Regions from separate parts of the Mus musculus genome. Here all the other regions are linked to region 1. The links are chromatin loops, found by intact Hi-C in ENCODE. Cell type or tissue: left cerebral cortex. All regions are shown on one strand.

The links. Hi-C counts contacts between places; a loop is a spot of excess contacts. Peaks named below come from ENCODE experiments on the same cell type or tissue, not always from the same donor. Only the 100,000 strongest peaks of a DNase experiment are listed, where the experiment ranks them.
Region 2: it touches region 1 in a loop (2.3-fold over the local background); 4 of 42 quality-filtered maps call a loop at or near these places.
Region 3: a loop joins it to region 1, with 2.2 times the contacts of the local background. A loop is called at or near these places in 3 of 42 quality-filtered maps.
Region 4: a loop joins it to region 1, with 3 times the contacts of the local background. A loop is called at or near these places in 8 of 42 quality-filtered maps.

What each region holds. Positions count from the first base shown.
Region 1 is chr8:83,165,238-83,173,237 of GRCm38, forward strand. It overlaps Tbc1d9 (TBC1 domain family, member 9), which reads left to right and starts at 115. Exons shown (of 21, transcript NM_001111304.1): 1 at 115-967. The coding sequence starts at 838. In left cerebral cortex, CTCF peaks have their summits at 226 and 4,643 (motif pointing left); DNase peaks (open chromatin) are centred at 220, 895, 1,242, 2,955 and 1 more place; H3K4me3 peaks cover 3,055 bases; H3K27ac peaks cover 1,377 bases.
Region 2 is chr8:83,328,677-83,336,676 of GRCm38, forward strand. It overlaps Elmod2 (ELMO/CED-12 domain containing 2), which reads right to left and starts at 3,810. Exons shown (of 9, transcript NM_178736.5): 1 at 3,674-3,810; 2 at 2,435-2,582; 3 at 436-464. The coding sequence starts at 2,576. Gm32327 (predicted gene, 32327) reads left to right here and starts at 3,943. Exons shown (of 2, transcript NR_168721.1): 1 at 3,943-4,374. In left cerebral cortex, no CTCF peak of the experiment used is centred here; DNase peaks (open chromatin) are centred at 3,096, 3,405, 3,869 and 5,177; H3K4me3 peaks cover 1,736 bases; H3K27ac peaks cover 615 bases.
Region 3 is chr8:83,241,311-83,249,310 of GRCm38, forward strand. Tbc1d9 (TBC1 domain family, member 9) reads left to right here. Exons shown (of 21, transcript NM_001111304.1): 8 at 228-398; 9 at 1,212-1,362. Among named protein-coding and RNA genes, the nearest start is that of Gm42027, 22 kb to the left of the region's middle. In left cerebral cortex, no CTCF peak of the experiment used is centred here; DNase peaks (open chromatin) are centred at 3,057 and 3,988; H3K27ac peaks cover 516 bases.
Region 4 is chr8:82,858,236-82,866,235 of GRCm38, forward strand. Rnf150 (ring finger protein 150) reads left to right here and starts at 5,121. Exons shown (of 7, transcript NM_177378.4): 1 at 5,121-6,255. The coding sequence starts at 5,775. In left cerebral cortex, CTCF peaks have their summits at 4,967 (motif pointing right) and 5,605; DNase peaks (open chromatin) are centred at 5,018, 5,256, 5,580, 5,839 and 3 more places; H3K4me3 peaks cover 2,860 bases; H3K27ac peaks cover 1,728 bases.

The DNA.
Region 1 (8,000 bases):
GGTCAAGGAAAGAAGTGATGTAATGCATTTAGCTGGGCCACTTTAATTACAAAGGAATGGAAGGGGAGTGGCCACCGGTGGTGACAAGTTTAGCGCGTGACTTGATCCAGGGATGCAGGAAACAAAAACATTACCAACCATTGGCTGCGTCCACCTTGGACTCCTGGCTCTAGAGCCAGGTCTGGAACCTGGGAACACACGTTTCCGGGGCAGGGGTGGCGCTGTCCCGCCGAGCGTCAGCCTTGAATACACACGCCACACGCAGGCTCTGGGAGCGGGGCAGCTTCCTCCCTGCTGGGATGGGCGTGGGGCCCTGCGCTCCGCACACAGTCCCTACCGGGCTCGCGAGAAGCCACCCGCGGTCACCCGGGCTCGCGGCGACTGAGCCGCGCTGTCGTCATTCATTCCCAGCGCCGGGAGCGTCCTTCCAGCTCGTTGCCCCGACGCGCAGTGTCCACGAGCGGTGATCTCGGGCTCGGCAGCTGGTGATCACGGCGCCCTGGGGGCTCGGATTCCCGCACAAGCTCGCCCTTGAACACCGCCGCGCCCTGAGACCGAGCCCCGACGCTTGCTCGCCCTGCGGTGGGCAGGGCCGGGCTGCGAGGCTGTGCACTTGGCGAGCGAGGAGCCGTAGGGAGGATGCTACTTGCTGGGTCCCGATCCCCGTCGTCGTTCCCGGCTGCCCGCTGGGTCTTTGTCGCGGGCCGGGAGCCGCGGGCCGCAGCCTGCTGAAGGCCGTCGCGGCCCCGCACCCACGGGCGGGAGGGCGCGCGTGTGCCCGGGAGAGCGCGCCAGTGTGCGGGCCTCTTTGTGCGACTGCCCGCGGCCACCAGGACCATGTGGGTGAATCCGGAGGAGGTACTGCTGGCCAACGCGCTGTGGATCACCGAGAGAGCCAACCCCTACTTCATTCTGCAACGAAGGAAGGGCCACGGGGGCGACGGGGGTGGCGGCGGCGGATTGGCGGGTAAGAACGGGCACTGCGGGAGGCTCCGCCCGGGGCTCTGGCTGCGGACACCCGGGACGCCGCCCGGTCTCCGGGGCTGGGCCTTTTGCCGGCCCTGTCTGGGGGCCTGGAAGGTGTCTCGAGTTGTGATTTTATTTTCCCCCAGACTAGGAGAGAAACGCCTCTTTCCTGACCCTGTCGGGCGATGGGGTCTTTGAGTTCTGGGTGACCCATAGTGGGTTAAGATGAAATTAGCAATGAGTGAATTATTAAGAATCGAACGCCGGGTTGCATACTCTCCCTACCCCCCTTTAACATACTGCTGAATGTATTGAGAAGAGAGATGGAAGATGCTTAGCTTGGACTCAGCTGTCTTTATGGGCAATTAGGTATAAAATACCCTTTTGTTACCAGGGAAGCAATCTGTCAAGAGGCTGATGTGGTCACTTCCTACATGACCTATGAGAATGAATAAGGAAAATGGAATTCTTTTGTTGCATGAGATCTGACATAAAACAAAGCAAGTTATTTGGTTCTGGTCATAAAAAGAATTCGCTGTATAACTGCATTTTAACTAGTTCAGTTAGTTCTCAAACTCCTTCAACAAAATGTTACCAAGATTATTAGCAATCTTTCTCTCTTATAACCCGGTTATTTCCATATTAACTAGCTGTTTTGCATAGGGGGAGGTTACAGGTAATACTGACTTTCAGTGCTAGAGATAGTGGGCCTTCCTTCATGTACTAGAATATTTATTATAGCCAAAGTCAGTGAAAGACATAAGTAGATGGTTTACTAGGAGAGAGACTGCAGACATGGGATGGACTGCTGACATCTTCGGGGTTGGGACCGCATTTCCCAGAGTTTGAGTGTTAGGTAAATTGCTCCCACAGTGCCCGCTGTGAGAGGATAGTTCTTGATGAGGTGAAGACATAACTGTGATGTTTATAAACTGCTTTTTTTCACATTAAAATTCAGATGTTTTCCAGTACAGCATATGCTAGCGTGCTTATGTTTGAAATATTTGGCTAACGCAAGCAATGGCTTGTAGGTGACCTGATGTTCTTTACACCTTAAAACAAAACAAAACAAAACAAAACAAAACAACAAACAAACAAACAAAAACAGTGATATAGAAAAATCTGTAGAGTTGCAGATCTTGTTGTGAAAATCCTGGCTAGCAGTCTCAGAATCCTGACTAGCAGCCTCAGAATGTTCCAGTTCATTTTGTAGATGGTCTTGAACTGTGTATTTTAATGTGTTACTTACATTGTAGTTTGGGGGATGTGCCTAGGACAACAAACATGAATAAATGTTGAGTTTGAGTTTCTGTATCATGCACTAAGTATTCATCTTTCCCAGTCACTTGCACTAGGGTGTGAAAATTAGTCAGGGGGCTAGGTATATCTTCTTAACCTTCTGATTGTAGTCTGATATTTAGAATTCCAGTTTGGGAGTCCATTGGCATCTCATCTTGTCCACTTAGAATCTGTCATTGACTTAGTCTGCAAAGATAAAAATTCTATGTTTTAGATGCTTTTGTAGATGCTGTTTCTGGAACAATTGAAATGATCTTGGAGCGTATGGCTATTCCTGCCAACAAATGCTGCTTCTCACCAACGGTGGTGATATGCCTGGTCTGGTACATCGGTACTTTCTCAAACCTAGCAGGAGCATCTTGGAAGTAGTTAGTTGTACTATGTCTCCAATGTAGTAAAGTGGGGTTCATTCATAAATTGTGAGATCATTAACAAGTGTTTATTGGCAGTGTCAGTGTCATGATGCTTGCAGCTTAGTAGAAGAGAGATGACAAAAAAAAAATCATAAAGCCATTTAAAGTTATTAGTGTGCAGGGTACCAGCCAAAAAGCAGAGTTCAGCTTTCATCAAATGATGAGGCTTTACTGAGCACTTAGGAAGACAGAGGCTGGGTTGGTTAGCTGAGTCAAAGCAAGAAAGTCTGTCAGTGAATTAGACCTGAAAGACACAAAGCAGTGACTTCACCAGAGCAAATCACGCTGGAGCCAGGGAGGAGGTGGTCCATCCTGGAAGAAGCCGCCTCCTGCCAGAAAGAAGGATGGACGTGCCCTGCCTCCTCTGTCCTCCCAGCTAGTCTCCACTGGAGATGCTATGCACAGGTTTGCTTGCTTGCTTTTGTTTTCTTTTGTTTTTTAAGGCAGGGTTTCTCTGTGTAGCCCAGGGTGTCCTGGAATTCACCTGTAGATCTATCTGGCTGGCCTTGAGCTCAGGGATCTGTCTACTTCTGCTTCCTGAGTGCTAAGATTAAAGGTGAATCCATAGTTATTGATAAAGCTTTTGGTGAGGTGATACATGCATTTGACATACTTATTTAAGAAGTTTTAACTGAAAAATTTAAAGTATTTTTAAATAAAATTGCACAAAATAAGGTGCAGAATCCAAGAATTTACCAGTAAGTGAAAATTTTGCAAACCCACACCAGGACAAAAAGAGGGGACTAGTACCAACACCCAGCCGAGCCTCATTTGACACTCTTACCTGCCCTTAAAGCTAAAAGCTGTCTCAATGCTTTTTGGTCAACACATCCTGCTTTTCTTCTGTTTGTTTGTTTGTTTGTTTGTTTTGTTTTGTTTTTTCCAACAAAGAACATAGACCTAAACCATGATATTTTTAGGTCTCTCATATTTTCCTTTTTTTTTCTTTTGCTTTTTTCAGAAAGGGATGATATGGAATCATAGATTGTTCTCTGTGTTGTTTGGTATTTATAAACACTGTTGCTTGTGGCTGTTTACTTTGTGTAAACCCCTTTATGAGTGTACTAGCATCAGCTCATCATCTGCTTGTCTATTAGTTACATTGCTGGTGAAACCTCGGTGGCTGGCGCATTGGGGTCCCTGAAGGCTGATTCTGCAACTTGTAGCTGCTTCATGGCACCAGTGGCCACATTCTCTCTCTGGTTTTTAGTGATACTGAGTGGCTGAGTTTTTCTAACTGATAAAGCGATTACATTCTTACATACTCATTGGCCATCTTGAAATACTTTGTGACATGGTTGCTGAAACATTTAGCCTTTTTCAACTGAGTTGCCTTGTCCTTTTCTTACTAACGTGTAGAGACTACTAAAAGTTCTAGACATGAGTCTAAGTAGGATCTCCATTTTCTTGTTTGCTTTTTCAGTTCCTTAATGAGAACAGGTTTTTCATTTTAACATTCAATTCCTTTGTAGATTCCTCTTTATTTACATTAAGGCTTTTGTGGTGGCCAGTAACTTATTCTTCTCCTTCTAGAAGATAAAATGTAATCATCGATAATATTTTCCACAGACTCTGTAGCTTTAACTTTCAAGTTTATGTCTAACATTCACTGGGGTTTAATTTTTGCATATCACCTGATGCAGAAGACAAGTCTTACTTAAGAAGAGTGTGTGTGCATGCCTAATCTGGCATAATTTACCAGAAGCTCATTGTACTCTCACTACCCCAGGGGTCTGCTTTTATTACAAAGCAAGAGTCCAAATATGTGTGCTTAGTCAGGGCTTTGCCCTCTCTGTTAGTAAATTTTCTACAAATACCACAATGTATTTTCATAAGAGTAGATCAAGTAGAACGCACACTCCCTCACTTCTTGTTCTTTAGGAACTTATTGACCATCCTTTGACTTTCACACTGATAATATTTTAGAATTAATTTAAATTCACCACAGGAAAAAACAGCCCCCTCTACTGGTGGGGAATGCTTCCTGCATTGGCATACTCTGAGAAGGGCATGAAGCCTACGCTGCTGAGCAAGCCATTTCTGCTTTTCACTTGGTCAGGTTTGGTATCTTCAGTGATCAAGTATGTCATAGCTTACCTTCTTTTAAAACCATAGTCTGGCTGGGAGGGTTGGGGTGCACACCTTTAATGCCATCCTTGAATCCCAGCAACTTGGGAGGCAGAGGCAGGCAGATCTGAGTTTAAGGCCAGGCAGGGAAAGCCTGTCTCTAAATAAATAAATACATACATACATAAATACATACATAAATAAATACATAAATAAATACATAAATAAATACATAAATAAGAAAGACATTTAAATAATCAGAAATAAAGTTGAATTCTGTACCCACAGAGAGCTTGTATGAGTGCCCATTGTAGGCACAGCTTTGACCCCTCCTCCCTCACCTTTCTCTTTTGTGTGTCCTGAGGTGGTGTTAGTAGATGTATTTGTACACTCGTAACTGCAGCAATCTCTTAGCAAGTTGAGTTCTTCACTCATTTTAAGAAACTCACCTGTGTCTTCTGACTTGCCTAAGTCTTCTCTATGACAGTTATAACGGTTTATTTTCTTAGTGGTTATGTTACCTTTTGAAATTTTACTTTCTTAAAATTTATCATTGTGTGTGTGTGTGTGTGTGTGTGTGTGTGTGTGTGTGTGTGTGTTACATGAGCGTGTGCCACCATGTGAGTGGAGGTCAGAGAATCGCTTGTTGGGAGTTGGTTTTCTTGCTCTCCTTTGTTTCTTTTTTTTTTTTTTTTTTTTTTTGTTGGTTAACAGAACTTTATTAAGTCACAGAAACTTTAGTGCAAAACAAAATCTAGGTCCATTTAACTGCACAGGCTGTCTCCTGGCAACCGGAGGCACAGGAAGCTTCTACTCTACACAGAGACCCCTCAGTTCATGGCCCACTGCCAGGCAGACGCTTCACTCATGAGGTGAACAGGCAGGTCAACAAGAGCTACAGGTGGTGGGAAAGCCGTGCAGGACTCTCCTTTGTTTCTGATTTTGCTCTGCTTCTCGCTGGAGGCTGACTGACCCGAGCTTCTGAGGGAGACGTTTCCTTCACTGAGCTGCAGGAGCCTTGCAGTTATGAACTCTTCTCATCTGGGCTCTGGGGACTGATTCAACTGCATTGAGTTTAGGTTGTTAGGCTTGCAGAGTAAGCAACTTTAGCCCTCTGAGCCCTGCTTTTTCCGTGTAAATTTAATTTTGTGAGATTTTCCTATGTAGCTGGCTGGCCTGGTACTCACTGTGCAGCCCAAGCTGACCTTGAACTCATGGCAATACTTCAGCTTGAGCCTCCCTGCTCCTGGGATCAGAATCAACACCAAACTGACCGCTTGCTTTGACATGATCTTGTGTTTGGGGCTTGTTTCTTAGCAATAGCAAATGTTCCTTTTCCTATGCATGTGGAAGCCTTTGCTTTCGCCGGCTTGTGCAGTCAGGGCACACATGTCTTGAGCATAAGCATACTATTTTACTAAATGCTATTGGCTACTTTCTGTTTTTTATCTCCACTGCCCTGTGGCGGGATGTGAGAGTTGTTGTTGTTGTTTGTTTGTTGTTTTTTCAAGACAAGGTTTCTCTGTGTGGCCCTGGCTGTCCTGGAACTCACTGTGTAGACCAGGCTAGCCTTGAATTGCAGAGATCTGCTTGCCTCTGCCTCCCTATTGCTGGGATTAAAGGTGTGCGCCACAACAGCCTGGCCGAGCTACTCTTTACTTAAGGTTATGTTTGTTAAAAGGTCTTTAAGCTACAACTTCTATGTGTAATCCAGTATTCTTTTAGTGGAAAAACAAAGGGAAATTACAAAACAACTTTTGACTTAGCAGTGTATGCTGGTAGTGCGCGTGCGCGCGCGCGCACACACACACACACACACACACACACACACACACACACACACACACACATTTTTTTGTTTTGTTTTTTTTTTTTTTTTTTTTTTGTTTTATTTTGTTTTTTTGAGACAGGGTTTCTCTGTATAGCCCTGGCTGTCCTGGAACTCACTTTGTAGACTAGGCTGGCCTCGAACTCAGAAATCCACCTGCTTCTGCCTCCCGAGTGCTGGGATTTAAAGCGTGTGCCACCACTGCCCAGCTTATACATTTTGTTTTTTAACTTTAAATTTTATTATTATCATTGTGTATATGAACCCCCCCCCAGTGCTTGCTCTCTCTCTCCTCTCTCTCCCCCACCTCTGTGTGTGTGTGCGTGTGTGTATGTGTGTATGGAGTGGGGTGGTGGTGGAGGATACATGCCACAGTGCATATGTAGAGATCAGAGGATAACTGGAGATCAGACTCAAGTTGTCAGGCTTGAGTGACAAGTGCTTTATCCACTGAGCCACCTCAGTGGCCCTGGTTTAAACTTTTTATTGGGGTTTTTGAACTTGAGATCTTCCCACTTAGCCCCGGGTACTGAAATTATGGGTCTGGACCACTCCATCTGGCTTGGTAGGCATGCTTTTTCTTCTTTTAATCTGTGTGTGTGTGTGTGTGTGTGTGTGTGTGTGTGTTATATCCTAGAAAATATATTATCCTAGGATTCTTCTTTGCCCCCAGTCCTCAAATTTTTATAACTCATTTTAATTAGTATATTTTCATCTCAAGAGTGTATAATCACTGTTATTTAAAAACAATTTTATTTTGTGTTTTTGAGTGTTCTATCTGCATGTGTTTATGTGTGCCACATGTGTGCTCAGAGCCCACGAGGTCAGAAGAGGGCATCAGACTCCCTGGAACTGGAGCTAAGCCATTTTTACATATTCAGTTATAATCACCCACATTTACCATTTGTTTATTTAATGTTCTTCTATCTTTGGTCCTTATTATAAAACCATCTTTTTATTTCCTCCAAAGTACCCTCTCCTCTCTCTGGGAGCACGCTAATGGGACTTCCCGAGTTTGCAGGCAGACTTTAGTGTGTTCTAGATATTCATTGTCTTCTGTGAGTTGTTTCTCTTGGAAAGCGCGCTAACTGTCCCTCAGACGCTGTCACTTTGTTGTCCCTATGGCATGTTTTCACCTCCTGCTTACATTTCTTTTTTACTTTTTCTGCTTGTTTTTGTTTTGTTTTGTTTTTCTATAATCAAGATTGGTGGTTTTCTTGTTTGTTTTTTTTTAAAGGCACCACCCTTTGGGCATAGTATAGTTTCTTTATATATTCTTTATATACTGTTTCATCTGTTTATCCAACCAACACCCCTCACCCACCACTGTCTGTGTATATCTCCTACTTCTCCATCTCTCTTTGCCACTCAAATAGATATACGTCTGACCATCTTACTGTCTCTTATTTATACCAGAGAGTGATTTT
Region 2 (8,000 bases), 160 kb after region 1:
TCAATGACACTGCTTTAGGCTCCGCAGACTTGTGCTTGTTTCTTATACAGCAAAAGCTGACTGCTAGGGATCGTATGCTGGGACTCACTTTGGATCAAAATTTGCCTGGCTCTTCTCTCACACAACCTACCCTGAGGACACAGTCTTGGGAAAGGCTTTCCTAACATGCTGGTCCCCAAAGCTACCAAAGCTGCTACAAAATCAACAGGTAGGACCTCAGAACAGGACACAGAGTTGAAATCCTCTTCTGTCCATCAAAACACATGGAGAAAGTATTTTGTAAACAGGATTACAATTTCTAAAATGAGAACACTTAACTCACAGTTTCTCATAGCAAAGGCAGTAAACATAATCCTGAAATCAAAATGTTCTTTTCAAAGAAAAAACTACACTTAGGTTAAGTTTTCTAGAATTAGCATTTTAATGTGCTCTTACCTTATTCTTGGAATATGTCAAGGAATTTTCTGAAATTAAAAAAAAAAAAAAAGTTACCACTTGAACACATTTTCTGAATTACCCAAAATCAAATAGTAAAACTATAACAGCAACGATAAATCACTTCTGCAGTTTAAGGTACAATTCCCACATGAACAACACAACAATCATCTCAAAATCTTACAGGATAGAGAAAAAGGTGGAACCATCATCCCCCAAATGCAGTACCAAGCTGGTGACAATCTAATTTTCCCAGAACTGTGTGTTTCTGTGCAGACCGCCAGAGTGGGGGTGTTTGCCCACTGCTAAGATCTCAGAAATTCATCTGAAGACTATATCCCCCACTACACCCTCTTCTCTGTCAGTCTGAGCAAGCGGCCCGCAACTCAGCAGTACAAGAACAAAGGAGCAGACTGTCTGCCAGCTCTCCTCTCACTAGGCAAAGAGCGAATAGCCTCTGCATTCCTGGTTTCTCTTCTAAGAATGGCAACATTTGTATTGGTCTGTTAAAAAAAAGTTTAAGAATTTATTAAGAACACTCTCCTTTTGAGAATTGTAAGAAAGATGCTTTTTGCCTCAAAGTAAACCTTTGAATATGCTCTTTCCCCACACTGTAAAGTGCCAACCAGTACAGACTGCAGAGGTCTGTGTTAAGAGGCACTTGGTTCTTCTGAGCAAGTGTGTGTGCAGGGGTGTGTGTGTGTGTGTGTGTGTGTGTGTGCAGAATTGTGCTTTATGCCTCATTCAGCCACAAGACACTCTGCCATTCTTCCTTGTCATCCTGGGTACAGGGTCTGCTGTCCACACCTCACTCCCTTGGACGTAAAGAGCATCAATTCCTTATTCAAGGCATTTTTGATCAACACAAAATAGGAGCTGGTTAATTCTTGACTTTCTACTTAACACAGCATCATGAGCTGTGGCTCCGCCCAGGTCTCTCTTACCATTTCTACAGTAACTTCAAACCACATTTCTCAGCCATCTGAGTTTGAAGTCAGAACAACATTTTCAATTAAACACTGAAAAACTGTCATTTGACAGAAATATAACACAAGCCAAATTGAGCCCCATGTATACCATAGACATTTCCACAGCTATATTAAAACAAAATACATGCAATTTTTATTGCTCTAACAACTTATATTATCACTTGACTGTATTACAAATACAATTATCATACATCTTTACACATTTTTTCATATAAGTCTTTGAAATCCAGTGGGTATCTTACAGGTAAAGCACAACTCAATTAACATCATGCAGACTTCAAGTGCTCAGAACCATGTGGCCATCACTGTGAGCCTGGACCAAGTAGGTTCTAAAAGTCTTTCCTAGGACCAATGAGTAATCTGTCCATTCAGAAATAAGAGTCAAAAGTGAGAAGACTGATTATTGAGGCCTCAAAGTAGGAAAACAGATAACTGACTCTTCAATCTTTTTTTTAATTAGGTATTTTCTTCATTTACATTTCCAGTACTATCCCAAAAGTCCCCCATGCCCTCCCCCCTCACCCCCCCCCCACACTTCTTGGCCCTGACGTTCCCCTGTACTGAGGCATATAAAGTTTGCACGACCAATGGGCCTCTCTTTCCACTGATGGTCGACTAGGCCATCTTCTGATTCATATGCAGCTAGAGACACGAGCTCCAGGGGGTACTCTTCAATCTTTACCTCATACATTTGTGTAAAAATTTCAAATGGAAGAGAGAATAATTTTCTAGTAAACAATTGAAAATATAATCTGAATAATAACTGATACATTTTTAAGACACCCAAAAGGCTCGTTTTTTGGATACATATGGGATGTTTTAGGAAGTTTCTTTTTATATATTCAGTGCTCAATTCAATAGTCAGTAGTAGAATGAAAAGAACTTAAAGACCACAAAGCTTAAGAAACTCAGCTGCAGTGACTCGCTCAAATCAAACTCCCATGGGGTGAGCAGAAGAATTCAGTTAGGTTATAATTAATGTTGAATTTTCTTTATTTTGAAGGTATTACCTATTCTGTAGGTCCTCTGTGCCCCTCCATAGGTGTCAAAAATTCGCTGCAATTCACATTTCCCAGTCATCTGCCGTAAGAGCCATTTCATCCAAAATCGGAAAAAGTGTCCATAGAAAAACTCCCACAGAGACACGAACATGTTTCCCTGGAAAGAGGATATAAACACACAAGCTTAACGGTCTCAAACTGGAATTATAAAACTGAAAAAGAAATTAAGTTGATCCAACTCCCCAAATGATAATGAAATATATTATTCCATTGTGTCTATTTTGTGAGTGTTTAATTCATCAGGCAAGGAAATAACATACAACAGCTTAAATAATGATTTGCCAAATGGTCACTTGAAAAAAAAATGTAAAAAGTAGCCAAATAACTGGCCAAATTATTTAATCGCTAAAAAGAATAACCACATTTCATTTTTGCCAAATATTATATTTAATATTTTGGATTCATACTTCCGTTTTTCATCCCTTGAAACTTGGAACAAAGAAGTTCAAGAATAAAAGGACCAACCGAGCAACAATTTCAAATCTACCACACATCAGATGTGGCTTCCCAAAAAATGAGCTCTTCTCAGCCTTGGTTGAGAGCGCGCCCAGCTGTCCCTGTCAGCTGACTCCGACAAATGAAAACACTACAAGTGGCTTACAAACTGAAGCATACAGGTTGGGAAACCGAGCAGATGGCATCCTGACGAATTCATCATTGTTCTAGTCAGTAGGTGAAGGGCAGAGACACCAAGAGGTTAAAAAACAAAAAACCCCACAAAATCTATACACTTGATATAACTGATCTTGCAATAAAACTCTTTTCGGGTGCTAAACGAAGGGGAGGAGGGATACCGGGAACTCCAGCCCTGGGATTCGCAGACACACCCTCTCTGCGCCCGGGCCCGAGGAGCTGTCAAATTCGAAATCCCCGCAAGGCAAGGCACCAGGTGTCGGTGCCAGACACGCGGATCAGGATCTTTAAAATGAGTCATCCCGTCGGCGCTTGTCGGGACGAAGCGGGCAGAAGTGCCAGGCGCAGGCAGGCCGTCCCGCCGAGCCCCAGGGCCTCGGGAAACCGAGTGCGAGCCCCGTGGGCACCGCGCCGTCCCGCCCCTCTCGCGCGCGGGAACGCTGCACAAAGCCCCGACGGCCCCCGCACCCTGCGGGTTATCCGCGGGACGCCAGCGAGGCTTGCGCAGCCGCACGCCAGCAACTCAGAGTGAGAGAAAAATAAAACAGCAGCCACCTCACAGGAGCGGAAGAACTAGGGGGAAGCTGGCACTGCCTCGGTTTCCCCAGCTGCAAACACCGGCAACGGAAACGACGCTCTACGTGGAGCGCTCCCTGCGAACACCGCGACCCGGAAGTCCGCACGGAGGCTGCGGGGGCGGGGTGTCTCTTGGCTCCGCGCCCCGCCTCTTCGTCTTCTTCCGATTGGCTCGCTCTCAGCCTATCGCCGGCGCGGAAGGAGGGGCCCGCGGGCAGGCGCGCCAGACGCTGGACGGTTCCCATGGCAACGGCGGCGGCCGCACTCCCAGCCCAGCGCCAACGAGTTCCCTGTGGACTCGGCCTGGGAACTTTGCTCTGGGCTTTCCGGGACTCTTCCACCGCGGGCGTGACCACAGCACTTTCACTTACATTTCCTAATCTGCGAAGTGATTATTTCCCATCTTTATGAGGCACAAAGGAAACTTGGGTCGAAGGCACTTTATGGATGACGCAAAAGAACTTGCGTGACTAAGTGTGTGCAATGAGAAGTTGCGAGTTTTTCCTCTGAAAACAAACATGGAACACTTAATTCATCAAACGTTCATTTCTTAACATCGTTTCTACTGGAGGAATAATCTGTGCCTTTTTTTTAAACCTCAAAAGTATGGTTTTTATGTGCTAGGTGGTCTTCTACAAGGGACTCGCACGCCAAACCAACCAGCAAAAGCATAGTATCAGGTGAAGCTGCCTAACAAAGTTATTAAGGGGATTAGGGAGTAGGGGAAGGGATCATTACATACAGCGGAATCAGCAAAGTAAGGATAAGCGTTACTAGAGGAGATGAGGGAGTGTGCTGGGCCAGCTTCAGGAGGAAGACTGATCCACAGGACAGTAAATGTAGAAGTCCTGGGTTAGGAATGTATTACAAAAGGCTGATGGCACAATAATGGGGTTGGTGGGTTGGATAAGAAAGAGCCAAGTGGAGAGAAGGCTAAATATAAAAGAAGTTAAAAATGAAACAAAAGAAATTCCTGAATTGGGCACGCTCATGCATGCCTGTAATTACATGCCAGCTGGAGGGTGATGTGGGCAGGGAGATCTGCAGTTCAAGGCTACTTAAGGATCTGCCTAAAAAAGTAGATAGATAGATAGATAGATAGATAGATAGATAGATAGATAGATAGATAGATAGACAGACAGACAGACAGTTTAGCCTCCTACCCAAACAAGATTCCTGGCTCCTTGGTCCCCTTGTCAGGACCAACCACTATTAGTTCCTTATACTTCCAAAAATATTCAAGCCAGTGTCTTGTCTATGCCCCATCCATCTCCGTGTTAGGTCTGATTAAGTGCGCAGTACATGCCTTTCCAATTTTTCTTTTTTTCAAGACAGGGTTTCTCTGTGTAGCCCTGGCTGTCCTGTCACTTTGTAGACCAGGCTGGCCTCGAACTCAGAAATCCACCTGACTCTGCCTCCTGAGTGCTGGGATTAAAGGCATGCACCACCACGCCCGGCATGCCTTTCCATTTTAAAGGTAGATTCTTCTTGTAGAGCATAAACCTATGAAGGGCAGACAAGCCACCACCTTTGCCCCATGGGAGTGAAATATTTCGTGGAGACCATCTCTCTCCCTGTCTCCAGTCAAGTTCTTGTCCCGCCCTCCTCTAAGAATGGAGTGGTCAGACAACAAAGACGTGTTATTGACACTCTGGGATTAACAGCCTTTACAAGATAAAAACTAGTTTAAACAGATTGCCATGTAGGATTTTACTATTCAGAGCCATTTGAACTCTCAGTTCCTGAAAGCATACAGCTCTAGCAGGTCACTGGACCAGCATGGTGGCCAAGCTGGGACTCAAGGCTCTGAAGCTGCAAGTCTGGAAGTCTACATCAGAGTAGGTATCACAGCAGTGGGTCTTGGAGTCAGGAAGCAGCTGCAGAGACAATTCCCTTCTTAGCCAGACTGCAAACTCTTGGAGAAATGAACCCTCTGCCTCAGCTGCTGGCCATATCCTGGAGCAGCCTCAGGTGAGCTCCCTGCCCAGAGTAGAAGGACCAGGGAGCCTCCAGTCAAATCCATCCCCCGGGAGTGTTGGAGGCAGCCTTTCTTCTATATGCTCCTGCAGTAAGCTGTTCTGTTTCTATAGCTTTGAGTATCCAAATTTATAGGTTACCAAGCAGGCCCTGATTGGCAAATCTTGAAAATGGGTATGTCCTGAAAGTGGAAGAATTAGAATTTAGGATCAATCAAGGAAGAGTTATCAAATCTAATGGGGTAGGGGTAAACCCAGAGACCAGCAAAAGTTCTCAGTCAAGTACACAGCTCTCTGTTAGAGTAGGAAAATGTAAAAGAAATCTCTTGGCCAGCCACACACCATCTTTGGCGCGAACCCAGCAGAGGGTCCCAAGGTCCCTAGAGGACTCTCCACGATGCAGGCCCCCTAGCACACCAAGGGCCTCAGGATCACTAGTGAGTAGAATGCAAAATCAATTTCAAAGAATCCTGGAGGGTCTTGTGCCAGCAGGAACAGGGACAAAGGAACCCTGCCCTACCAGAGGATGGAATTCTTTCCTGTCAGAGCCAGCTGCGCACCATCTTCAGCGTGAACCCAGTACAGGGTGCCAAGGTCCCCAGAGGACTCTACACCTGGGACTTTGGGATCACTGGAGGCAGAGTTGAGACCCAGACCCCTGGGCACCTTCCTTGCCAGAGGAGAGTCCCGCCTCCAGGGAGGGCTCTAACCCCAGGACACAGGAGGTGGATCAGAGCTCCAGACTTCTGAACACCTTCCCTGGAAGAGGAGAGCTTGCCTGCAGAGAGTGCTCTGACCACTGGGATTCAGGTGAGAGTTGGGCTCCCAGGAGTGCTGACAGAGGCTAACAGAATCACAGGAGGAACAAGCTCCAGAACCAGAACATCCACAACATCATCAGAACCCAGAACACCCACAACAGCGAGTCCTCAATACCCTAACACACCCGAAAAGCAAGACTCGGATTTAAAATCATATCTCATGATGCTGGTAGAGGATTTTAAGAAAGGCATTAAACACTCACTTAAATACAGGAGAACACTGCTAAACAAGTAGAAGTCCTTAAAGAATTATAGGAAAACACTGCTAAACAGGTAGAAGTCCTTAAAGAGGAAAAACAAAAATCCCTTAAAGAATTACAGGAAAACACAACCAAACAGGTAATGGAATTGAACAAAACCATCCAAGATCTAAAAATGGAAGTAGAAACAATAAAGAAAACCCAAAGGGAAACAACTCTGGAGATAGAAATCCTGGGAAAGAAATCAAGAAACATAGATGCAAGCATCAGTAACAGAATACAAGAGATGGAAGAGAGAATCTCAGGTGCAGAAGACTCCATAGAAAACATGGACACATTTGACAAGATCCAACACCCATTCATGATAAAAGTCTTGGAAAGATCAGGAATTCAAGGCCCATACCTAAAATTGATAAAAGCAATCCAGTAGCCAACATCAAAGTAAATGGTGAGAAGCTGGAAGCAATCCCACTAAAATCAGGGACTAGACAAGGCTGCCCACTTTCTCCCTACCTATTCAACATAGTACTTGAAGTATTAGCCAGAGCAATTCGACAACAAAAGGAGATCAAGGGGATACAAATTGGAAAAGAGGAAGTCAAAATATCACTTTTTGCAGATGATATGATAGTATATATAAGTGACCCTAAAAATTCCACCAGAGAACTCCAGCTTCGGTGAAGTAGCTGGATATAAAATTAACTCAAACAAGTCAATGGCCTTTCTCTACACAAAGAATAAACAGGCTGAGAAAGAAATTAGGGAAACAACACCCTTCTCAATAGTCACAAGTAATATAAAATATCTTGGTGTCACTCTAACTAAGGCAGTGAAAGATCTGTATGATAAGAACTTCAAATCTCTGAAGAAAGAAATTAAAGAAGATCTCAGAAGATGGAAAGATCTCCCATGCTCATGGATTGGCAGGACCAACATTGTAAAAATGGCTATCTTGCCAAAAATCTACAGATTCAATGCAATCCCCATCAAAATTCCAACTCAATTCTTCAACGAATCTGCAAATTCACCTGGAATAACAAAAAACCTAGGATAACAAAAACTCTTCTCAAGGATAAATGAACTTCTGGAGGAATCACCATGCCTGACCTAAAGCTGTATGTACTACAGAGCAATTGTGATAAAAACTGCATGTTAGTGGTATAATGACAGACAAGTAGACCAATGGAATAGAATTGAAGACCCAGAAATGATCCCACACACCTATGGTCACTTGATCTTCGACAAGGGAGCTAAAACCATCCAGTAGAAGAAAGACAGCATTTTCAACAATTGGTGCTGGCACAACTGG
Region 3 (8,000 bases), 76 kb after region 1:
CCCTCTACCAGCTGAGCTACACGCCTAGCCCCAGGACTCCAAACTCTGGAGCAATGAATGCTGGAATTATGACTTTGCCCCAGAGTAACTTCTGAAAGGTGTTGACTTGCTGGTATTTCCCACTTCTTCACACAGCAAGAGGGAAAACATGACCTAGCTGTTAATACTGTACAGAGAAGGGAGCTATGCCACCAGGCTCATTCATGTGTGTCCTTCTCCATTGACAGGTGTATTCTCGGCCCAGCAGCCTCGTTTCCTCCAGTCCCCAGAGAAGCACAAGCTCGGATGCTGATGGAGAACGCCCCTTTAACCTCAATGGCAACAGTGTCCCTACAGCCACCCAGACCCTCATGACCATGTACCGGCGGCGATCTCCTGAAGAATTCAACCCAAAATTGGTGGGTGCATTTTTCTGTCCACTGAAACTTGCTGGATTAGAACAAAAGAAAACAAAACATTTTAAGATTTATTTTAGATATTTGTGTGTGTGTGTGTGTGTGTGTGTGTGTGTGTGTGTATACACATGCAGTTGGAGGCCAGAGGGAGCTCGGATCCCTTGGAGGTGGAACTATAGGCAATTTCAGCTTGTTATGTAGATCTTGGGATCTGAATTCTGATTGTATACTCTTGACCACTGAGCCATTTCTCCTGTCCCCATGTAGATATTTTTATTGTAATTAAACTAACATCAATGGAAATGGCTTTAAATGTTTGTAGAGATATCTCTAACATATTTTTTTCATAAATAAGTAAAAACAATTTTTATCTACGTGTGTCATTAGCTTGCAGAGTGGTTTATGGAAACCTTGGGAGTCACAGTACCTGTGTGACTTCTTTGTCTTTGGCCTTATTTTTTTTTTTAACTCCTGTGTAAACCAAGCAACAAATAATGATGCTCTTTCTTGGCCCACATTTAAAAATCACCAATTCGCATTCACGGGGGCCATTCACACAAAACTACAAGTATGACCAGCATTCTACTGGCTAGTGATTAGTCTACTATCAAGTAGATACTGAACAGGAGACTCTGATAGAACAGGCTATGAGTGGATAAAATTAGGAAAAAACTCTAAGCATCCAGAGCTCTACATTCTCAGGAGCTCTGCTCAGAGTCAACTGTCCATCAACAAGGACCAGTCTGATCTCTCCTGGTGTTCCTCAAGACCTCCCATCAGAGCCTAATGGGGGTCATGCACCACTGTGTCTTTCAGGCCAAAGAGTTTTTGAAAGAACAAGCCTGGAAGATTCACTTTGCTGAGTATGGGCAGGGAATCTGCATGTACCGCACAGAGAAGACCCGGGAGCTGGTGCTGAAGGGCATCCCAGAGAGCATGCGCGGAGAGCTCTGGCTGCTGCTTTCAGGTAGGAAGAGCCGAGAGCAGTGCTGCAGGGTGACCGGGGCTGAGAGCAGTGAGGCGGGGTGAGGGCTGAGAGCAGTGCGGCAGGGTGACAGGGGCTTCCTTCCAGCCTCCTTCCGAAGCGCAGCCAAAGTCCTTTGGGATAAGATACCCAAATCACCAGGTTCTGGAGTCAATAGTATCTTCCTTCACAGGGGAGTTTCCAAGGTCAACTGTTCCTATTCTCCAATGCGGTGGTTTCTTCTGTGTCTCTAGTGAGGCTGTTGAGGGGGAGGGAACAGGATCTGAAGTAGACGTGTAATACTTTGTGAGTTGAAGATCTGTTTCCTCCTGGCAATGTTGACTTCATCGAGAATCCTTCAGTGGGACTGGTTATGTTTTCTTTGGAGATGGGAATACACGACTCTCTGCTCACCCCAGCTAGGGCACCAGTGGCCGACTAGAATTCACTGAAGTCTACTTAGTGAACCAATGAGCTCTAGTAGGCTTCTTTGTTCAAGCATGGGTGAGAGGATACTTACAGGAGCATGGATCACTTACTGGCCTCTAAACCATGGAAGAAAGGTCTCCCAGAGAGGAGTGACAGCCATTAACACTACTCTCTGTCCTCAGGGCATGCTTTCTGAGACAGACAGACAGACAGACAGACAGACAGACACACACACACACACACACACACACACACACACACACACACCACATAATAGAGGCTAACTTATTAACTAGGCAAGATAAGATATTAATAAACTGGTAAAATTGAGCCATTATAACAATATACCACAATAAAAGTCATCTAAAATGGTGAGCTAATTTCTGTGATTTTTCTACTCGATTTTTTTTTCTCTTTTTAATATTTCAGTCATTTCAGAGAAGCCACTCCTATTTTCTGGAAACATCTAGTGCAGCCCAGGAATCTTTGTACCCCAGTCATCAGCGTCTACCTTTGGCTATCACCAATCTTCATTTTAATTGTTGCTTTAGCTGGATTGAGAAGGAAATGTTACCAGTCTAACTCAGTCCGTGGGAGGAGTTTTTTTATTTGAACCTACAGATGGCCCTACCCAAGTACCTTTATCATATTTTTTTCCTTAAAAGCAAATGATATTGAAACTTAAAAATAAAGTCACTTGGCTTACAAGAAAGCCTTAACACTTGTAGACCTTTCTGAAAGTAGACATAAGTGGTGAAATTGACTCTCATGAGATATATCTAAAAAAATAAGAGGCTCAGATCCTAGAAATAAAATTAAAGATAGTAATTGTTTTATCTATTTTGTGTAAAGTTGGTTTGTTTGATTCCCGCCCCTCCCCATTTCACTGTGTAGACCAGACCCAGGTCCTCCCTGAAATGTTAAATGTGAGCTGGGCATGGGTGTAGATTTTTGTAATCCTAAAACTGGGGAGGATGAGGCAGGACACTCTACAAGTTTGAGGCCAGCCTGGGCTACCTAGTGAGTACAACACTAACCTGGGCTGCTTAAAAAGACGCTATTTCAGAAAACACAAAGTAATGCTCAAATTTGAGCCTTGTGCACTCTAACTACATCCGAGAAGACCGTTGTTATAGAGGGTTCCCTTTCTTGGTTTCCCTTACTCTACCCTGTGTTTCAGGAACTGGTCACCTTGGCAACCAGATCCAAAGTGCTGACAGTACAGGAAAAGTTCCTTTCTCTCCTTCAGTTTAGAACTTATTTATAGCCACATTTTAGATTTAAACGAATTCACCAAGAAACCAGCACACAGCAGCTGCACCTAGCCCACTGACGTAGACAGACGTGGGCAGAGGGTTCTATTCGGTGTTTTGTTTAAAGAGGAGGCTGTCTGTGACCAAAGGGTCTACACACTATCCTTTGTTGGGTATATGTCCACATACCCATGGGTGTGTTGATGTGGGAACCAGCCTGCCCGTAGAGGTGGTCCAGTTTCTGGTTGAGAAGTCCATGTTGAGATCTGTCTGTTTTTCGTGACCTAAAGGCTGCTGCAGGTCTGGACTCTGGACCTACTGATGTCAAGTTCTGACTGTGTCCATGGAGGGCAAAGCAGCCAGTGTCAGTCTGCCTGTGACTGTCAGGCATAAGGACTGGGCCAACCACTGATTTGCTGACACTGCTCTGTAAAGTGAAATGTAAATGTTTACTTTGTCATTCTGCACATATTTTACCGTTTTTATTTTATTTTATTTTATTTTATTTTATTTTATTTTATTTTATTTTATCTTATTTTATTGGTTTTTGAGACAGGGGTTTTCTGTGTAGCCTAGCTGTCCTTGAACTTTGTCTGTAGACCAGGCTGGCCTTGAACTCACAAAGATCCGCCTCCCAAGTCTCTGCCTCCCAAGTGCTGAGATTAAATGTGTGTGCCACCACTTCCTGGCTACTGTTCATTTTAAATTAAACATCTTTTGAGAATGACTCAGGATTTACCAATGTGTACACAACGTAGTGATCTAGTATATATTCACAAATCACATCGTTGTCGGCACGGCTACTTTTACACTATTGTCACCTTGCTCCGTGCCATTGGTCAGTTATTCTTCATTTCCCATCAAGACTCCTCCTAGCTGTGGGTGCCTGGTGACCTACTTCCTGTCCCTGTGGATTGTCTACTGTAGACATCTTATGTGGATGAAACCAGTTTTCAGTATTTCGTGACCGACTTCCACATAGGATAACGTTTGCCGGTTTCAAGCGTGCTGCACCCTGTATCCACGTTGCACTCCTGTTTAGGGCCCAGAGCTGCACTTCATGCCTATATCCATTGTTGAACAGTTTAGGCTGTTCCCCTGTCTACCCTGGTATCATTGCTAGGACTGTTGAGTTGTGCCTTTTGGATACGTTTGTGAACGTGGGAGTAGGATTTCTGGCCTTTCTATTGACCCCATGCTTTACCTTCTAAGCAACCCCTGGGGGGTTGGCCAGGCAGTTGCATCTTGTCACATCCCCACTGTTGAGGGGACAGTCCAGTTTTTTCACATCCCCGCTGGTACTTACTGCCTCTGCTATCACTGTCCTTGTGGGTGTGAAGTGCTTTTAAAGTTGAGGCTTGGGTTTAGGGAGTTTATTTCTGTTGGCTTGATTAGGTTATTTGTTTTCATTGACTATAATATTTTAATTTATTCTTTGAGAATTTCATACATGTATAAATTGTACCTTGATCATATTCACCCTTCCTCCCCTTCAACTTGGGCCTATCACCACCAGGTTATTACTAACCCCAACTCTCAGTTTCATGTCTTGTTTTTCTTCCTTCCTTCCTTTCTCCCTCCTTCCGTTCTTCTATTCCTCCCCTCCTCCCTCCCTACCTCCCTCCCTGCCTCTCTGCGTCCTTCCCTGCCTTCCTATAACCATACCTGAGTCCGGTTAGTGTTGCCTGCAGGTAGGCATGCTATGGCTGTACGTTGTGATGTGGTCAGTATACCAGAGGCCACACCCCTGAAGAAAGATGACTCTTCTCGCTCCAGCTGCTGTCTATTGTCAGTGGGGGCTTGGTGAGCTTCTGTCAAGTCCAGAAGACCCCTTTTGACAGCAGTGCTCCTTAACCATAACAGCCTGTCTCTCCTTGTTCTGTGTTGTTCCCTGAGCCTTGGGAGTTGACACCTTGGTTTGGGGTTCGGATGCTCCCCCTTAGAGCTCAGCACTCCACACCCACTTATTCTCTGTAGTTTTCTAATTGCGGTTTTGATTCATTTTCTCAGTCATTTATTGGCTGCTTGCGTAGTTTTCCTGTGGAAATATCTACTGAGGTCCTTTGCCCATTTTTAATTAGCTAATGTTTCAATTATAATATTCAATATTTAGTTGTAAGGATTTTTAAATCGGTTTTGGATACAAAACACTTAGGAGAGTTTTCAGACTATTCCATTCTGCTGTCTGTGTTCTCGCTGTCTAAATGCTGACCTTTGAAGCACAGTTTTTAACATTCTGGAGGATGCTTTCTTTTGTCATTGTACCTTTAAGTCATGAACGCTTAGACGAGGGGTTCTCAACCTGTGGGCCGTGACCTCTTTTGAGGGGTGAACAACCCTTCCACGTGGATCACCCACAAACCATCAGAAAACACGGATACTTATGTTATGATTCATAACAGTAGCAAACTTACGGTTATGAAGTAGCAGTGAAATAATTTTATGGTTGAGGGGTCACCACTACGTGAGGAGCTGTATTAAAGGGTCACAGCATTAGGAGGGTTGAGAACCACTGGCTTTGACCTGTGCTTGCAACTGGGGCTTGAGATTATGTCTCACTGATCCGTTCGTTATGAGTTAATTTTCTGCGTGGTAGAAGGAATGGCGTAACCCCACTCCTTTCCATATGAATGAAGTGTTGTCCTGGTGTGTCTGTTGAACGGGCTCAGCTCCTCTGCATTGAGTTGTCATCTTCTCTGCATTTTCAAAGCTGGCAAGATGATTATAAATATGGGAATTTATGTCTGGATTTCAGATTTTTTTTTAAAAGATTTATTTATTTATTATATGTAAGTACACTGTAGCTGTCTTCAGACACTCCAGAAGAGGGCGTCAGATCTTGTTACAGATGGTTGTGAGCCACCATGTGGTTGCTGGGCTTTGAACTTCAGACCTTCAGAAGAGCAGTCGGGTGCTCTTACCCACTGAGCCATCTCACCAGCCCCTCAGATTTTAATACAATGGCTTATATATCTGTCTGTGAGTATCACACAGCCAAAATTACTGTAACTTTGTCATAAGATGTAAGACAAAGAAATGTGGGCCCTCCAATTCTTTCCTTTCAAGATTGGTTGGGCCATTTGGAGTCACTTACAAAGAATTTAGTATCAGCTAATCAGCAAAGGGCTCCTGTGGTTTTGATATTATGTTAAATCCGTAGGTGAGTTTGGGAGTTTTTCTCTCTTAGCAGAGTTGTCTTCTAATCTGTGGATAGAGGATAAATTTATTTAGATTTGGATCTTTGTTCATTTCTCTGAGCTACGTTTGTAGCCTGCAATGTGTTAGGCCTGGTTTAAGTTATTTCCTTACACTCCTAAGTATTTTAATTTTAGAACCTATTATAAATGGGATTATTTCCTTTCATCTGGCAGTTGCTCATTGTTAGCATATATGCGTAAGTATTTTAATTTTAGATCCTATTATAAATGGGATTATTTCCTTTCATCTGGCAGTTGCTCGTTGTTAGCATATATGCGTGGAACTTAGTTTTGTATATTTATCCTGTATTTTGTGTCTTTAATGGATTCATTTTTCTACTTTAGTTTTTATTTACATTTGTCTAGTGTTTACTAATGAGGGGGGGGGGACTGTCTCATGGACTTGTTACCCCGTGATAGGCCTCTTTTTGAATAATGTCTGTTTCTTTGCCTACTTTTAATTGGACTTTTTCTGATTTGTTATTATTTTGTGCTCTTTTCCTGCTGTTTTATATGACTTTTTTGTGATCGTCAAGTCCTCTGTAGCAGTATGGAGCTTCCTGACTCAGTCGCCAGGAACTGAATTCCTATCCTCTACAAGAGCAGCAAGTGATCTTTACTGCTGAGCTGTCTTGCCAGCCCCTATTTTTTTTATTCTTTTATTTATTATTAGTATGTGTATATGGTGTGTGTGTGTGCCACAGGGCACGTGTGCCAGTCAGAAAACAATACATTTAATGTTGATTCTCTTCACTCTGAGTTCCAGGGATCAAACTCAGGGCCTCAGATTTGCAGGGCAAGCGCTTTTCAGAGATACCTAAATCCCTTTTACAGTTGTGTATTTTGGATAAGCACTCTTTATCGGATGCATGGTTTATTTGTATTTTTTCCATCCTGTCAGCTTCCTCTTGTTGCTTGAGTCAAGCTTTGAACTTACATGATCTTACCTGTTTCTATGTTTACTGCCTGTGCCCTGTGGATGTGGCTGGTATCACATGCAAAGACTAATTGCTCTGTAAGAAATGTCCTCCCTGTTCTCCTCTGGTCCTTTTGGACTTTATGGCTTATGCTCTAACCCTTGACACATGTTGTTGACTCGGGGTGTCTGTCAGGTGAGGGTTCGGTTTCATCCTTCTGACTGTGAATATTCACCTCTCCCAGTGGCAATGTAAAGTCATACTGAGATTGGGTCTTAGGCATTGACACAGATGGGTGTTTCTGTCTTTGAGAACCTTAACATAAAGATCTCAAGTCAGTAACTGTTGGCTATAACTGAACCTATTCTTCAACCCCATCTCTGCAACCCAAGGGGCTCTCCCATCAGAGGTAGAGACTCAGCTCTACCGTGAGGACCCTTGCCACCGCTACCTGCAGCTTTAGCAAGCCCTCAGCTCTCCTGTCACTATCATGCCACTATTGTAGAAGAGCTTTAAGAAACAGGCTAAAAGTTATTTTGAGAGGCAATCCTATTCTCAAGTGAGACTTTAACAGACCCTCTCATAAAATAAAAGCCAAGAGAGCAACCAAGACTGAGAATTCAGCCTGGCTCACTCTGTCTAGTGTTTCTCTTATGTCCCTGAGCAGCCCTCAGTGCTGTCTCTGTGAGCTTGGAACACTTTCTCGGACCTTTAGCTCATGCTGGGAGGTGGCGTGGCCAGGTCGCTGAGGGACCGAGAGAGGGAAGGTCACAGGTAAATTACCAGTCTGGGTGTCAATGAAAACACCCTATAAAGGTGATCTTTTTTTCAGTTTCCTTTGCTTG
Region 4 (8,000 bases), 310 kb before region 1:
TGTCATCCAAACACCAGCAACAGGAGCAACTGCTGTGACCAGATACAATGAATGTTAGCACTGGAAAGGGACAAATGCCATCGATTGCTAGGATTGCGATTGTTCCATGTTTTAAGGAAACTGACCCTGTGTTGGAAGTGTGGTGGGGATTTTCATAGCATGTGTGAGGTCCTGGGTTCAATCCCCAAGACTACAGGCAGATGCAAACAAACAAACAAACAAGCTGAATTAAGAAGAAACTGTTCTAGGCAGGGGGTTGGGTGGAGTGGTGTCTAGCTTATTCTATGAAAGCTTATAACGGCTTCTGGGAAATAATGAACAAATATTATTTTCTTTCTCCCAACAGCCTTATCATGCAGTGATCAAATCAAGCAAAGGCAATATATTAAGGTTGTTGACGTGAGGCCAACTGAGGGCAATTACAGCTCAGTAGACATTTAGGAATTAGTACAGATAGCAACGTGTATCAAAAGGGGTGATTAGTCTAGCTGCAGTCTTGACCTAAATAGCAAATCAGGCGTAGAGTTGGGATTAAATCTCTGATGCCCAAGCTTTCCGTGGGAGGATATCTCTCCCCTGACTGTGTTCCAGGCCTCTTTATCAGCCCTGTGGGATGAGAATTCACCGTAAAATGAAAATTCATTCTAAGAAACATCTTTCTAAACAGCCCAATAGAAAGGGCGGGGAGAGGGTCTGGAGTCTATCCCTTCTGGCAATTCTGACAGAGTTTGAAGATGCTCCAACAGCTATTCTCTCAGCTGTCACGCTCAGTCAGTGTGTGAGGAAATGCTCAGTGTCTTGACTCACAGACACGCCCTCCCCTATCCCAGCTTCCTGGCTGGAAAGGACAAGCTGGTCCTAAGAAGAATATGGCAGAAGTAGCCAGCTCTTAAACACATCCAAGAAAAAGCAGTGACTTAGAGCAGAGAAAAAATAACAACAAAAGACACCCATGTGGAAAAAAATTAAAGAAAAAAGGAAAAGGATATATTGTGGTGAAGACATTTCTGTTGGTTTTGGCTCAAGTCCCAAATGAATTGTCCCAAGCTGACTTTCTGTATCGAGTCTCTCAAAACATATCTGTGATGTGAAGTTGTTTGGAAAGTTTCCGGTAAGAGCAAAGAAGCCCAGATGAAACCTCAACAGTTTATCAAGGGCTGTAACAGAAAGAGGTCAATTGATAAGCCAGAGTAGTGAAACAAAATAGCTATTTTAGCGGGTCTACTGTTCTGAAATTTGAGAATTTGATAAAAACACAAAGGAGGAAGACATAGATAGTATTAGTATAGTGTTATGCTCAAAAGAATGCTTCTGGGGCCTTCCATTTGTATCCAATGTGCTTGTATCAGGAATCAGAGAAATTGCTGGACTGTGAGCATTCTTACACTCCCATCTGCAGAATACATGGTCTCAGAGCAGCAAAGCAGCCCACCCTTGGTGGCAAGACACCTAGGAAAGCCATCATTTTCCCTAAGAGAGAAAATGAGGTAGGCCTGATGGCCTGAAAACAAGAACAGAGAATTAGGCAGAGGCAAAGGAAGTGAAGTTATAAATCAGAGTAAAATTAAGAAACTGGGAAATATCAGAGACAAGAGCCTATGGAGCAATTGCATTGTCCTTAAAACCATAGCCCCAGCCGAGTTCTGGAGAGAAAGTCCTTCTCCCAGGTATGCCAGGCTTTTTACCTCAGGGAAGCTACTCTACTTCTTTTAGTTAATGCTGCTGTAAAGCTGGAGTGAGGAACTAAGCACCAAGCAAGGCAGTCTATATATGAGCTTAGAATAGCACCTGTCTTATGGTCCAGTCCTCAGAAACCTCAGCTCCTTGTTAGTATGTAACACTTAATACTTACAAACGCCTACTCTAAGCCAGGCACTGTGGCAGATGCTTGGACCCGAAGTACTAGTAGGAAACCCAGCTGGTTCTTCTGAGATTATCATCACTAAATGTGTGAAATGGAATCAATCTAACTTGAACACTCCTGTTTTTTTTTCTATCTAAACCTAGAATTATTATTCTCACTGTGTTATTCTGATATGTATGTTTTTAGATCTGACAAACCAACATTCAGCATTCATTTGGATTACTACATCTGATAGTAAAATCTTTGATCATATCAAAGTCCTCTGAGCATCCAGAAGAGCACAGCCGCATAAAAGAGAGAGGTGACCATCCCCTGAGAGGGCAACTTAGGATGGTCTGACTTTCAAAGGTTTTGCTTTAGGCAAGTATTATGTTTTCGGTATCCCAACAATGCTCTGTGGTATTGGATGGCTTTTTCCCCTTCCATAGCCTCACTGAATATGTTTTGAAAGATTTCTTTTGTTTTCAGGCAGATCAAGTTATCTAAGAGTTTATTATAATAAAAGATACATGCTAATGAATGATCATCAATGTTGTTAGGTGGGACTGATCGATCAAGATAAATTTTTTTGAAGTAAGACAAAAGAAACCCAGACGTCGAAACTTCTATACATATGACCTCTATTAAATTATTAAGGTATGTACGTAAAGCCATAGTAAATTGTATTTGTAAATGACATAACTCACTTTGTAAAATGTCTAAGGTCAGAGTCTCTTTGAGCATGTTGGATACAATGGTGGTGAGACTCAGTATGGTTGCCAAGGTGGAGAGTGTCTACAGAAAATCCACTTGGCTGGTGCTCAGAGAACCGAGTACCCTCCACTCCTCAGTGTGGCTGCTCTTTGCTTCTGACTCAGACCCAAACCTCCTGAAAATCTGCTACCTCCACCAAGGAGTCCTCCAGAAACTTGGACTGGTAGAGAGTCCTCCTGTTGGGACTCATCACTGTTACTATTTTTAAGAATTTCTTAAAGAGCCCCCTTTACTTTGGTGCTTCATGAAGCCAACCTTAAAAACACAATTTGGCAATCTTATTAGTGTGACAATAACAAAAATTCTTCACATGCTCTGATCTAATCTTCCATAACCTAATAATGTGGCAAGCTGCACCAAACTGCCATCTTGGTGACTCTGGTGACCTAAAACCGAATACATCTAAAGCGGTTGATTCTTAAACCCAAAGTGCCCCTTGCAATCTTGGTCATCTTACAAAATGACAACTCTAGTTTGTAAATAAGTGAATCTGTTGGGTTTTTTTTTCCTTTCCTGTACCCTGCTACTTGAATGACAATTCTGAGACTAATTATTTGCTAATAAATGCCTAGGCCATAAGCCATGACTCACTCCCTAACTAGCTCATAACTTATTTAATCCATTCACACTATTCTGTTTTCCTCATGATTAGTTACCTCTCCTTCAGTCCCAGGCTGCTTCTTCCTTATCTTCTTTCTTAGCATCTCTCTGGAATCTCTCTTTATTCTCTCCCTGTTTTCCAGAATCCTCTCTCTTCCTGCCAATGTCCCACTTTCCACTTCCTGCCTCAGCTCATTGGCCATAAGCCTTTATTTATTGACAGGTGATGCATCTAAGAGATTCTCTACACCAGTTGCTTCCTGACTTCTGTATTTTCCTTACCACCCTCACCAAAGCATCAGAGAACAGTGCCTACCCCACCTCCAGAGCCCCCACGAGCCAGTCACTCCACTCCACCTCCAGAGCCCCCCACGAGCCAGTCACTCCACTCCACCTCCAGAGCCCCCCATGAGCCAGTCACTCCTTAGCATGCTCTGCCATTTCCTCAGCATGCGTTTCTCTTGGCTTTCCCCCCAGATTATTTTTGCAGCTCCTTAAGTGCCCTCCTTGCTTCTATCCTTCCTCCAGTACTGTCAGAATAAAACTTTGATGTTCTCATATAACACCACATTTTTCTGTCCAGACATCTCCCAGGAATCTTCCTCTCACCCAGATTAAACTGCAAGGCCACTTAGAATCTTCCCACCATTAATCCCATCTCATTCTTTCCATCGCTCATCTCTCTCCACCCCTGATGAGCTCACTATGGCTTCTGAACACATCAAACACCAACCTGTCTGATCTATTGTACCTACAACTCCTTCCTATTACCAACAACTGGTCCCCTAATAATCATTCAAGTCCTTCGTCCTTTGAGGATTATATTTAGACATAGGATATATCCAGAATCCATCTTCTGTTTTGTGATGTCCAGACCTAGGATGTGTATATTGTGACAAAAACTGCTGGGCTTCTCAGTGCTTCTCGAGAGGCACAGGAAAGAGAACCAGGTGGAAGATATAATGTAAATCATTAAGCACTACCATATTTGTGTATGTATAAATAAGTAGACATTTTATATTACTGGTTTCTGAAACTACAGAAACCATTAATGAGGAAGTGTAACAACCAACCAGATATCTAATTGTTAAAGAATTCTGCTATTAGAACACGACTCTAGGAAACTGTTCTCCACTGGTTTCTTTTAATCTCTGTCACAACTGGAAAACACAGCTTAAAATGGTAACGAACACACACACACACACACACACACACACACACACACACACATACCACCTACTGACGCTGTGAATCCTCTAAGGCAGGGCTATTAGAGTGGGAATGGAGGCAAAATGTCTCAATCTTAAAGTATGAGGAGAGGTCCATTTTCTAAGAAAACTAACGCCATGCCATGAGCTGGCTTCCAGAGCAGAGGAAAAGAAGTCACTTTTACCCACACCACAGACTGGTCCTTAGACCAGCAGAGTGTGCATCACCAAGGACCCCACCCCTGACTTAATAAATGTGAAATTCTCCTGAATTCATGCTGATCAGTCCTGGTTTAAAACTGGAATTCTGACAGCCACTGTCCTAAATATTCAGGTCTGGGGGGGCGGGGGGGAGGGGCCTCATGACCAATCAGTGCTGGGATAAATACCAGAGAACTCTCTGCACATCTTCCAGCAAACGGAAATGCTGTTCCAGAGAGGTTCCTACACTTTGCTGTATTTAAGACTCCCTCAATTAATTGTTCCCAATTCAAAGGCCTGAAGGTCCTTTTTACCTTTTGCCCGCAACTGTCGAAGCCTGAATTTGAGGCCCAGCAGAGGTCGCTGACGCCCAGGAAGAGAGACAGAGTGAGCGTTGCAAGGGGAGCCCAGGAGCTTTGACATCATACTAAGCTCCTCCTTGCACGCGCACATCACACACACACACACACACACACACACACACACACACACACACACACACACACACACACACACAAATACAGACACACACAAAACGCTGTATCCCTCTCCTCACGCTCTCCCCCATCCCATCTGCCCCGTACCTCCCCCTCCCTCGGCAAGTGAGTGTCCCGGGCGTAGCCACCTAGTCTGGCCAGAAGCGCAGCGCCTACTGCCCATGGGAACCCACGCATAACAGGAGCGACCTCCGCGTCTGCAGCGGGACCGATAGTCCCAGCACCGAGGATCTCCAGCACCCCACCCCCGCCCCGCTCGGCCGCGACAAGCAGAGCCGCCACCCCTTCCAAACCCGAGGACCCCGCCACCTCTATGAGAGAAGGCGACACGGGGCAAAGGAACAGGACGCCTGGCAGCCGGACTCCCCCGCAAGTGCGCGGCGCCCGCTCCGCGACCGCGCCGCGATCACCCGGGAAGCCCGATGCCAGCGCCGCGCTTCGGCTGAGAGGGGACAGGGCGGGTTTCTCCCGCTCGTCCCGGATCCGGTCTCCGCAGCGTCTGCGCGTCCCAGCCGGAGCTCCGCCGGCCAGGGAGTGAGTCGCAGCGACAGGAGAACCAGAGTGGCTGCCCGGGGTTGGCCGGGGCAGGGAAAGGAGGGACGGAGCGGGGGGAGGGCGCAGGGGGCGGGGAGGGGACCCCGGAGGAGAGAGATGACAATGTCTCTCATCCAAGCGTGCCGCAGTCTGGCTCTCTCAACATGGCTGCTTTCCTTTTGTTTCGTGCATCTGCTCTGCCTGGACTTCACCGTGGCGGAGAAGGAGGAATGGTACACCGCCTTCGTGAACATCACCTATTTGGAGCCCGAGCCCGGGGCCGCGGTGGCGGGCAGCGGTGGCGGCGCGGAGCTGCACACGGAGAAGAGCGAGTGCGGGCGATACGGGGAGCACTCGCCCAAGCAGGACGCGCGCGGCGAGGTGGTCATGGCCAGCTCGGCCCAAGACCGCCTGGCTTGCGACCCCAACACCAAGTTCGCCGCGCCGGCCCACGGCAAGCACTGGATAGCCCTCATCCCCAAGGGCAACTGCACGTACAGGGATAAGATCCGGAACGCGTTCCTGCAGAACGCCTCCGCTGTGGTCATCTTTAACGTGGGCTCCAACACAAACGAGACCATCACCATGCCCCACGCAGGTGAGCAACCCGGGGGGTGCCTGGCGGACGTGGGGGAGGGGAGCCCGAGAAGCGTCTAGGGAGATCTAGCACCGCCTCCGGGGCACCTCTGGCTGAGAAGTCCGTGCAGCACCAGAGACCAGTCTCTTATGTATGAACCTATTAAGTTTTGTTGTGCGTCGCTTGGGGGACAGGTTACAAGCATGAGAGGTTTCAGTATGTTGGGGGAGTATCGGAGAGTCTGGTTCGGGAGAGGGTTCAAGCTGTGGAGTGTCTTCTCCCAGGAGAATTTGGAAAGTGAGATTTGGGAAACAGGGCTGAGATATTGTTCTTGTTAGTGACCCGTTTCAGCACCTGTTTGGAACCGGAAGTTCTAATAACTTGTCTCTGCGCTTCGTTGTGTGTATCAGATATACATACCTGGTGCAAGTGTTTGTGTATCAAGAGGCAGGTCAACTTACCTGTCTGCAGCTGACCATCGGCAAACTGCTCTCCCAAGTCAGGTTTCAGCCCTTCTCAGGAGCCCTTCCCCTTGCTGGGACCATAAGTAAATAATATTCAAAGCTCTGCCAGGTTGTCATCTAGAGAGATGGACTGACGGGGAGCATGGGTGAAACATTGCAATGCCCAACAAGCCAAGAATAGCCACAACGTTAGAATTACTTTCTACTGCTGTGTTGTCTTCTGCCTGCATCTGGTTTCGAGATGCACTCAAGAAAGACCTTTGTCAGTGACCACAGGGGCCAGACTAAAAATAAGCATGATTGCCCCAATTCAACACAGTCTATAAACAGTGTTTTCGTGAGAGAAGTAACAGAAGCAACAAGACTATGTTATTCATATTTATTAGCACAGGCCACTGGTTATAGGAAACTGCCTTCTTTGAGCGCAAGCTCATGCAGAGGCACCTGAGAGGTGGGTCCTTTTTTCCCTCACAGCATTTCCTGCAAGCAGGATGTGGGAGAAATGACTGGAGTGTCGTTCTGGGCAGAGTCATCCAATCAGAACAATTGTTGCAATTAAAGCCCAAGCTTCTAATAAGCAAAGAACTGGGATGGAACATGCAGATTGGCTGTACGTGCAGACATATTTTCTATAGAGACAGATCTCTCTTTCAAGAGTTCATAGCATCTATTCGTGAAATATACAATTAGTTTGCCCAGAGTAACCAACACCAGCTGTTGTAGTCAAGGGCATTTGTTAACTTTCTGGAAAACAGGTTGGGAGGCAAAATGAAAAATGAGCCAGAAAACAGCATGGTTTTCATGAGGAGAAACCGTTACCTTCTTAGAAAACTTCTGACCCTGCACGTTAGAGACATTTGCTGTATTTCCTTGAGCACAATCACTCTCCCAGGGAGAGACCTGCACTCTGACCTTGAGTCATAGGGCCCCTGCTTAAACTTGATCTCCAAGGATATTTGCACTATGGAAGAGTATCCAAGTCATGTAAGGCATCTTTCAATTAACATTTAATATGGAAAATATAGATTCAGGGAGTGGGAAGCAGGGCATGCAGGAGTTATTCTGGGATCTGTAAACACCAAGGTTCCATAGTGAAATTTAAGGGTTCCATAAATGTTTTTCTGTGTGTGAGCGTGGAATCTTAAGCTGAGCTTCTCTGTGCACAGCACAATAGTTATCGTTTGTCCCTGTCTAAGAAACCGCTTTCAGAACAGCAGACACACTGGATCAATTAATGGCTCACCAGTCTTGAAGAAAACTATAATTTGATTTTCTACACAAAGGATGCTTAAGGCATACTAA